Regions from separate parts of the Homo sapiens genome. Here region 2 is linked to region 1. Evidence: read pairs that join two places in POLR2A ChIA-PET (ENCODE). Cell type or tissue: MCF 10A. All regions are shown on one strand.

Region 1 (5,000 bases):
GGTGATCCTCCTACCTCAGCCTCCTGAGTAGCTGGAACTACAGGGGCGTGCCACCATGCCCAGCTAATTTTTGCAGTTTTTGTAGAGTTGGTGTTTCGCCATGTTGCCCAGGCTGGTCTCAAACTCCTGGGCTCAATCTATCCTCTCATCTCCGCCTCCAAAAGTGCTGGGATTACAGGCATGAGCCACCACGCCCTGTCATAAGTGGTAACTCTAATTAAATATTGTTGAGAAATCTATTTTGGTAAGAAAGTCAAAATAATAAGACACTGATAAAAGGGGTCAGATGTGATGAGGTGCGGAGATTAGGAGAATGAGGCATTGTTGCCTGGGAAACCTCTTTTTGAATGGAAATAAATCATAATGAAGAAATATATTGTGACCAAAAGAATAACTCTCACTTCCTTTTTCCTCTCTGATTTGGCCATGATAAGCAAGGAAGGTGAGTACCTGAGAAGTCTCTGAAACTGGTGAGACTCTGCCCAGAGATGGAAGAGCTGAGTTGGGCATGAGTGGAGCTTTCTGGCCAGAGCGGGCAAGTGGTCAGAAGTTAGGAGCTGAGAATAGGTTCTGGGGAGGCCCTGCTCATGGAACACATGGATTTCCATTAGGGTAGAAGAAGCGAGTCTAGATTTCATTAGACTGTGCTTTCTAATAGCTGAATTTAGTGACACAGGTATCAGTCTGCAATTACTGCCTTCCTTCCTGTGGTTGGTTAAAAACTTCTGAGTAACTAAATATAGTTTCTGCCATTTTAATTTATGAATCAAATCAACTAATACTGAGTGCCTACCCTGTGCCAGATACCAATCTAGGTTTATAGTAGTGAGCAAAATTGATGAAGCCCTGCCCTCAGAGCAGTTATAATCCAATAAAGAGGATAATTTAAAAAGGAAATGATTTGCAATTTCCGCTGAGGATGAAGAGAAGCGGGTAGGGGAATAGACACGGAGATAGAGGGCAGCACTGCTTTAGATGGAGTTGCTAAGGAAGACTGCCGAAAAGAGACTTCAGTCTGGGAGAAGCGTGTTCCTGGGAGAGCGAACAGCATGTGCAAAGACCCTGAGGCAGGAGCAGCCTTGGAGTGATTGAGAAACAGCCAGAGAGTCAGTGTGGGTCAAATGGAGTGAGTGGGGGAAAAGTGCGAGGTTGTTTCAAGCACATTTGTTTTAATCCTGATCGGAATGATCTAGAAGAAATGAGATGCAGTGGGGAGAGAGAGAGGAGAGAGAGAGACAGAGAGAGTGAGTGTCAGGGGACAGGAGCTTCTCCATACCAACGGTAGGCAGGTATATGGGTACAGATGTTGTGAGGTTTGTAGATTATGAAGATGAGCAAGTTAAGCAAATTCACGAGGTGAGGGGAAGGGGGTGGGAGTTTGAGGAGCAAGGAGAATGTGTGAAATAACTTCCAGGAGAGTGAAAGAGTAAATATAGTGAAATATTACATCAATATAGAAAAACACAGTTCTCAGTTGTCTATGGAGGGAGAAGACTAACGGCAAGCATCTTCCTTTCTAAAGGAAGCTTCTTTCTTCTTTTTCTAATTTTAGAGACAGCGTCTTGCTTTGTTGCCCAGGCTGGAGTGTAGTGATGTGATCATGGCTCACTGCAGCCTCAAACTCCTGGGCTCAAGGGAGCCTCAGCCTCCCAAGTAGCTGGGACTACAGGTGTGCACCACCATGCCCGGCTAATTTTTTTTGTGTGTGTGTGGAGAAGGGGGTGTCACTTTGTTGCCCAGGCCGGTCTTGAACTCTTAGGCTCAAGTAATCCTCCCACCTTGGTCTCCCAAAGTGTTGAGATTATAAGTGTGAGCCACCACGCCTAGCTTAAAAATATCCTCCTTACCTGGTTGTGTCTGACTCACAGGCTGGTGGTGCCCAGCAGGGGAGATACATGTTTTCTGGCCAAGCCCAAATCTCTGGTGCCCAAATCTCTGAGGCACCCGCAGATTCAGATGCTACACCTCATACGGCTAGACAGCTATTCCCCCTCTTCCTTGTCTCTTGTCTTCCCTTCTCCAGCATCCCCTCTTGGGCTAATTCTCAGGTTCTATCTTGGCTCTACCACTTAGACCAATTGCTCCACCTCTTTGTGTCTGTTTCCCTCTCTATAAAAGGGTCTGATGCTTGTGTCTACCTTGTAGATTTGTCATGGAAATTGAGTTAATGCATATAAAGTGCAAGGGGCCACGTCTGGCACATGGATGTTTCCTTTTGTCATTACTACCATCAATGTAGCTACTTCTATGACTGCTGCAGCACTGTCTATGGCTAGTGGTGCACCCATATGTGCCAGTCGTCACTGCCTCTGAGGTTCCCAGACTGCAGTGGGCAGAAGAATCCTTTGGAGTGCTTTTATAAAATTCTGATGCCTAGCTCCCACTAGAGATGCTGATTCTAAGTCCAGAAGCGTCTGCATTTCCAGCAAGCACTCCAGTGGTTCCAATGGTGGTATGATCACACCACCTGGTGTCTACTTCATGGATGACATCTCATTTAATCTTCAAACCACTGCGTAAGATAGGCAGTATTAACCCATTATAATAAAGAGAAAATGGAGCTCAAGGGAGTCTACATAATTCAACTAACGTTCCATAGCTGTGACTGGTAGCCATCAGGATTTGAATTTCCATCTATTCTACTCCAAAATGTAGAGTAGTTAAATGAGTTAAATGGAATGAGTTGAAATGAATTCAAAGGACTCCCCCACCTAGAATTTGGAGTTTTGCAGACAATTGCTTAACTGCTTCTTTTTAAAAAGGGGTGTGTCCAACATGGCACATGTATACATATGTAACAAACCTGCATGTTGTGCACATGTACCCTAGAACTTAAAGTATAATAATAATTAAAAAAAAAGGTGTGTGTGTGTGTGTTTAAATACCTGGAACCAACTTTGAGTCCCTTGTTTTAGCTCTCTCCCAAATCCCTATCTCTAGGAACCAGGCACATTAGAGATGTCATCTTCCACCCCCTGGTGCCATGAAACCTTGTGTGTGGGAGTCGCAGAGCTGGGTGTTCACCACTCACCCCAGTATATTTAGGATACGTTCAGGAAATTCACAGAACACTTGCCCAAATCTTCAGTAACCACACCTAAATGCCTTTGTGACTCTCAAAAGGGAGAATGCTCTGAACAAGGTCTTTGCAAAGGAGCAATTCCAAGTTAGGAAGGGAGCCCAGGATGTCCTATACATCAGGCCTCCAGCTGGCTTGGGTTTGGGCACTTGAGACACCATGGCCTCCGGAACCTTAGTGAGTGATGGCTATAGGAGCAGAGGTTCGTGGAAACATGAATGTGGTAATTTGTAGTGGGGCTGTTGATGGATGAACGTTGGTTAAATGCTTATCTTGCCGGGCTTTTTGTGCCTGCCACAAGGGCGTGCATCTGAACCTCTGCCAGACAGATTTCTCTCCCCAGCTGGGTCTCTTCCCATACATCTGATAGTGGGCAGGTGTATATAGAGTCATATAATTGTCATTCCAGGGCTGTTTCACACCGTCCAAATCTAAGACAGCACCTTTTGATGTAGCTCACAAGAGCAGCTTGGCCAGGAGGAAAGTGTTCCAGGCCATAAGTAACATTATCAGGCACACACGCAGTTCCTGGCCCCAGCACGACCTAGCTGTGTGGTTTGAGATGAAGCACTTCACCTCTCTGAGCTGTTTCTTCATCTTTAAGTTTTGAATACTTTGATATAAAGTTCACAGTGTTCTGGAGATTAAGCAAAGTAAAGCACAGTGTTCCTTTGCTGGGCTCCCACACCCCAGTGCTAGCTTGCCCCAGCATCTTTTGGTAATGTGCAGTGGTTGAGTTACTTCTCTTGTCTCCCACTAACTTTCTTTAGGGACAGATCCAGCTCTTAGTGTTTGTTTGTTTGTTTTTACCACAGTATCTAACATAGTGCTCTACCCATGGTAGGTAATTTGGATAAGTTGAATAAATGAATGAATGTTCAAACAAAAACCCCCAGAAACTACGTTAGGGAGCACTGCTATAATCATCCTCTAGCTTCTTGGAGGAATATAGTATTTACATTGTGAATTCTAAAGGCTTTTTAGTTAAGAAAGATCATAAAAAATGTTAGGAACTAGGAGAGACTACTTTTTTCCATCCTTCTGAAAAAGGGTAGGTCATTCTGTGGGCTTCTGGTTTATTCTCTGGAGACTGCCAAATTTGGAGCTCAACTCTGCTTAGTTGTTTATGGGAACAGTCCTATCTCCTTTCTTCATAGCCCCTTCCATTACATTTTCTGTTTCCCATCTGAATAGGCTAATAATATAATAGCCTTGGTGCAATTCCAAGTGTGAGTCCCTTGTTCTGTTTATCTTTCAGTGTTCTCATCTCTCTGTCTAGAATGGCATTTGGTACAGAGTAGATGATCATCATAGGTTTGTTGCATGGATGGATGAATAATTGAACATGGGAGTTCTCTGTTCCTTTTCTTCTCTGACTTCTATCAGTTTTTGCCCTGCTTTATTTATTTATGGGTGTTTTTAAAATATCGGACATCAGGCACGGAGTTAGATTATGGATTAGTCATAACACTCAGTTTATGAGATATTTATATACACAAATATATATTGCATACATCTGCCCACTACCAGATGTATGGGAAGAGACCCAGCTCGGGAATGTATTATCATGACATACACACACACACACACACACACACACACACAGACATATATGCATATATATATACACATACACACATATGCACACACACATACACATATATTTGAGACAGGGTCTCACTCCATCACCCAGGCTGTAGTGCAGTGATGCAATCATGGCTCACTGCAGCCTCGACTTCCCAGGCTCAGGTAATCCTTCCACCTCAGCTTCCCAAGTAGCTGGGATGCATGCCACCATGCCCAGCTAATTTTTGTATTTTTTGTAGAGACGGGGTTTCACCATGTTGCCCAGGCTGGTCTTGAACTCCTGAGCTCAAGCAATCCTCCCACCTTGGCCTCCCAAAGTGCTAGGATTACAGGT
Region 2 (5,000 bases), 51 kb before region 1:
TGTTGGATTCCAGACACCTGAGCCACCACATGGCTATGAAGAGCAGTGTTGTTGATAATCCAGCACTATTAATAACCTATTTCCCACTAATGTTCTCACTTTCCTGCCTCTGTTGTGTTTTTGTTCACCCAGTTTCCTTTTTGCTTGAAATGAATTTTCCTCCATCCTTCAAGGCCAAGGCTCTGCTCGAATGCTATTTCCTCCCAGAAACACTCCAAATCTTTCCTCACCTCTAAGTGGGGCAAAATTTCTCCCAATTCTGACCTCTCAAAAGAGTTTACCTGCCCGTTTCCTAAGCCCTCAATGCTTTCTATCTGATTCCAACTACCTGTGTGAATGTTTCACTTTTCCTCCACCTAATTTTCTTTTTTTGTTTGTTTGTTTTGTTTTTGAGATGGAGTCTCACTCTGTCGCCAGGCTGGAGTGCAGTGGTGTGATCTTGGCTCACTGCAACCTCCCCTTCCTGGGTTCAAGTGATTCTCCTGCCTCAGCCTTCTGAGTAGCTGGGACTACAGGCGTGCGCCACCATGCCCAGCTAATTTTTGTATTTTTAGTAGAGACAGAGTTTCACCACGTTGGCCAGGATGGTCTTGTACTCTTGACCTCGTGATCCTCCCGCCTTGGCCTCCCAAAGTGCTGGGATTACAGGTGTGAGCCACCGTGCCCGGCCCCTCCATCTAATTTTCTTTGCTTCAGCTGGAACTTGCCAGAGGTTTGACTTGAGAACAAGGAACTTAGGGCAAATAATGCCATTACATGTCTTCATATGGATCCTTCATTCCACTGTTGGATCGTTTTGTTTGTTTGAGACAGGGACTCACTCTGCTGCCCAGGCTGGAGTGCAGTAGCATAGTTATGACTCACTGCAGCCTCGACCTCTCAGGCTCAAGCCATCCTCCCACCTCAGCATCCTGAGTAGCTGAGACCCCAGGCGCATGCCACCATGCCCGGCTAATTATTTTATTTTTTGTAGAGAGGTTCTCGCTGTGTGGCCTAGGCTGGTCTCGAACTCCTGGGCTCAAGCAATCTACCCACCTCAGCCTCCCAAAGTGCTGGGATTACAGGCGTGAGCCACTGCACTGGGCCTACTGGGTTATTTTAAAGCTACAAAGTTAATTTTGGAGCCATACCTATGGAAAGCATGGAAGTGGAAAACAGGTCTTCTAAATGGGTGGCAGAGCTGACTGTAGTACAATCTTCTTCTCTAAAATAATTGATATGAGTTTGTAGAGAACAGTCGACGAGAGGGAAGAACTGGCTTTGGGACCAGACAGCTCACCCCAGCCCTGCACAAGTAAGTTGGCCCTTGGGAATCTCAGTTTCCTCTTGCTTAGATGGAGATCACAGTACCTGCCTTGAAGTTGACGGTATTAAATGATGCTGATTTTTGCCTAATATTGTACCCAACACACCATAAATGCTGATTAAGTGCCAGTTTCCTTTCCTCTATTTACTTTTCTTTACGAAGTCAGAATCAATAGGCAAAATTAAATCCAGAGTATTGGTACTAATAAAGAATTTTGATGGTCTTAGGAAATTTTATAAAAGTATTCACATTGTTTAATGAAAGCATTTTTTGTGAGTGGGTTTAAAACATCTACGCGACTCAAAAGGCCTTTTGCGTAATATGCCTTTTAAATATATTGATATCGTATTAAATACAGTGCTTTTTCTAAGCTCAAAAGAAAATACCAACAATTTCAGCTACTCAACAAGCCCTCTAAAATGAAAGGACAGTGGCAGCAGTATTTGTGGGTGTGAGGATTTCATTTCAGAAGTCCTTCAGCACATACACAGGCGTACGCCCTTGTACATACCTGAATGAGAGAATGGCAGGGTGGAGAGTGATAAGCTAACAGCAAACATACTTTGAATAGTTTCCTGGCTCATTTAGAAGGGAAAAAAATCACCTCCAATTTCAGATGAACAATTTGCCTTTCCTGACCGTGTAAATTTTGCTATCCTGGAGTTTTCAAGGCAAACTGCAACCATGGTTTTCACACCAGTGTTGCAGCTTAGGCACCAGGCTGGGTCTAATTTGTTCCAGCTGTCAGTAACTAGGCAAAGAAATGGCAAGGGAGGTTTGACCTGTATAATGAATCATGAAACAAAGCCTTTTAACAAAGAGATTGCACAAGGCCAAAATGAAGTCTGGTAGGGTGAATCAGGCAGACAATGTAATATGCACCAGGGAACAGCTCTGCTAGCTTTTCCTGAAAGGTAAACACACAAGAATGATAGACTGTAATTCATTTTCAGGGACTCTGTCATTTCACTTTAACCCCAAATACCTTCAAAAGACCATCTGCAAACAGCAAGTGTCTATTGTCATAACAAGATCTCTAGTCGGGGCCTCTCCTCCCTTTAGGATGGTCTTGGGGATTCCTCTCCAGCTGGGCTGGCCATCCTGGTTTTCTATAAGGTTCTAGAAACCAAGCTTTGTGAAAAGCTATAAATATTTCATTTTCCTTCAAGGGCTTAATTTACTAAGAGGCAGCAACAGTGGGTATGGGAAGATTAGACAGACCAGAGACATTTTAAGGAGCTAAACTCCACAGCCTTGGTCTGTGATTGTATGTGCAGGAGAGGAGGGAATAGGAAAGTGGATTGACTCCTGATTTCTGGTTCCAGTGCCTGGCTGATCTTGGTGCCAATTCTTGAAGATTGGAAACACCGTACGAAGGACAGGCTTTGGAAAAAAATGATGAGTTCAGGGTTGGACATGGTGGGTTTCAAGTGCCTATGGGGCATCTAGGTGGCAATGTCTAGCAAAGAAATGGGCAGGTGCTCCTGTCACCCTATGGCCGGCACATTTACTGGAGGTCAGGAATCTTGAGCTAATGCTCACTCAGTGCAAAGTGCTTACTCTGGACCACGTGGCGTATCTTCTGCATACACTAGCTTATTTCATCCTCATCCTTGCTCAGTGAAGTGGGCACTGGGACGACCCCATTTTACAGATGAGGAAAGTGAGAAATGGCAAGTCAGGCTTCAGCAACAGGCAGTCTCTTGCTTGAGGCTGCCCTTTAACTCCCCATCACACTGTTCTGCCTCCTGTGGAATTCTTCTGTGGATAGCAAGGAGTAAGGCAGCAGTGACCCCCGGTGACCTCCTTCCTATCCTCCATCCCAAGCTCCTCTCCAGCTAAGATGGAAAGTCCCCAACGTTCCTTCTGTTTGGGGTCTATACACATCACATTCCCTGGATAACTTCCAAATCTCCTCTCAGTATGATATGCACACAATCATAAATGGTGTGGCGAGAGATGGGGCCAGTCCTCTAGCCTTTAAAGGAGACAGTGCACGTGAAAATACATCACAGAAACTGTAAAGCACTTTACCAAGCATGCTATTACTATTTCACCTCTTTCTTGATTTTTCTGATCTCTACAATAAAACCAAGGAGCTTCTCTCAGGCTTGCTGGTTCCAACCTTATAAGTAACAGCAAGGACAACTAAGTTGAGATCTTGCTCTGTATCAGGCAGTGTGCTAAACAATTTACTGCTTTAACTCATTTAATTCCAGGAGCAGCCCCATGAGGTAGTACAGTCATGTAATATATAATGATAGGCTGCATAAATGATAGTGGCCCTGTAAGATTATGATACCATTTTTTTACTGTACTTTTCTACATTTACATATGTTTAGATATGCAAATGCTCACCACTGTGTAACAATTGCCTACAGTATTCCATTCAGGAGCATGCTATAGAGTTTTGTCACCCAGGAGCAATAGGCTACACCATAGAGCCTAGATGTGCAGTCGGCTACACTCTCTATGTCTGTAGTAAGTGCACTCTATGATGTTTGCGCAATGAAAGAATAACCTAATGTGCATTTCTCAGAATGTGTCCTTGTTGTTAAGTAATGTATGACTGAGATAATTATTCCCATTTTTTCTTTTTATTTAAGATGGATAATCTCACTCTGTCACCCAGGCTGGAGTGCAGTGCCATGATCTCGGCTCACTGTAACCTCCGTCTCCTGGGTTCAAGCGATTCTTCTGCCTCAGCCTCCTGAGTAGCTGGGATTACAGGCACCTGCCACTACGCCCGGCTAATTTTTGTATTATTAGTAGAGATGGGTTTTCACCATATTGGCCAGGCTGATCTCGAACTCCTGACCTCGTGATCCGCCCATCTTGGCCTCCCAAAGTGCTAGGATTACAGGCGTGAGCCACCGCACCTGGCCTAGTCCCATTTTTTCTTTTATTTTTTACTTTTTAAAGGAAGGCCCCTCCTCTCCCCTCTCCTTCCCTTCCCTCTTCTCCCCTCCCCTCCCCTCTTTTATATGGAGTCTCGATCCGTTGCCCAGGCTGGAGTGCAGTGGCGCAATCTGGGCTCACTGCAACCATGCCTGACACTGACCATGCCTGGCTAATTTTTGTATTTTTGGTAGAGCTAGCGTTTTGCCACATTGGCCAGACTGATCTCATACTCCTGGCCTCAAGTAATCCACTTGCCTCAGCCTCCCAAAGTGCTGAGATTACAGGCATGAGCCACCATGCCTGGCCTATTATTCTTATTTTTAAGATGAGGAAATTGAGCATAGGAATGAGTTAGTCAAGGTCACGCAGTAAGGATCTTGGCTCATCCAAATAACAGAGCCGGGATTTAAGTCCAAGTTTGGGCTGGGTGCGGTGTCTCACGCCTGTAATCTCAGCACTTTGGGAGGCCCAGGCGGGCAGATCATGAGGTCGAGAGATCAAAACCATCCCAGCCAACATGGTGAAACTCCATCTCTACTAAAAATACAAAAATTAGCTGGGCACGGTGGCACGCACCTGTAGTCCCAGCTACTTGAGAGGCTGAGGCAGGAGAATTGCTTGAATCCGGGAGGCGGAGGTTGCAGTGAGCCAAGATCATGCCACTGCACTCCAGCCTGGTGACAGAGCGAGACTCTGTTTCCCCAGCCTCCACAAAAAATAAATAAATAAATAAATAAATAAATAAATAAATAAATAAATAAATCCAAGTCTGGACTGGACACGGTGGCTCACG

The links. Peaks named below come from ENCODE experiments on the same cell type or tissue, not always from the same donor. Only the 100,000 strongest peaks of a DNase experiment are listed, where the experiment ranks them.
Region 2: POLR2A ChIA-PET joins it to region 1 with 8 read pairs; 3 of 35 experiments call an interaction of 5 or more read pairs at or near these places.

The regions. Positions count from the first base shown.
Region 1 is chr18:23,700,798-23,705,797 of GRCh38, forward strand. The region is part of intron 1 of LAMA3 (laminin subunit alpha 3); the gene reads left to right. Among named protein-coding and RNA genes, the nearest start is that of LAMA3, 14 kb to the left of the region's middle. In MCF 10A, a CTCF peak has its summit at 2,462; a DNase peak (open chromatin) is centred at 2,454.
Region 2 is chr18:23,649,358-23,654,357 of GRCh38, forward strand. All of the region lies in intron 1 of ANKRD29 (ankyrin repeat domain 29), which reads right to left. Among named protein-coding and RNA genes, the nearest start is that of ANKRD29, 11 kb to the right of the region's middle. In MCF 10A, no CTCF peak of the experiment used is centred here; a DNase peak (open chromatin) is centred at 2,124.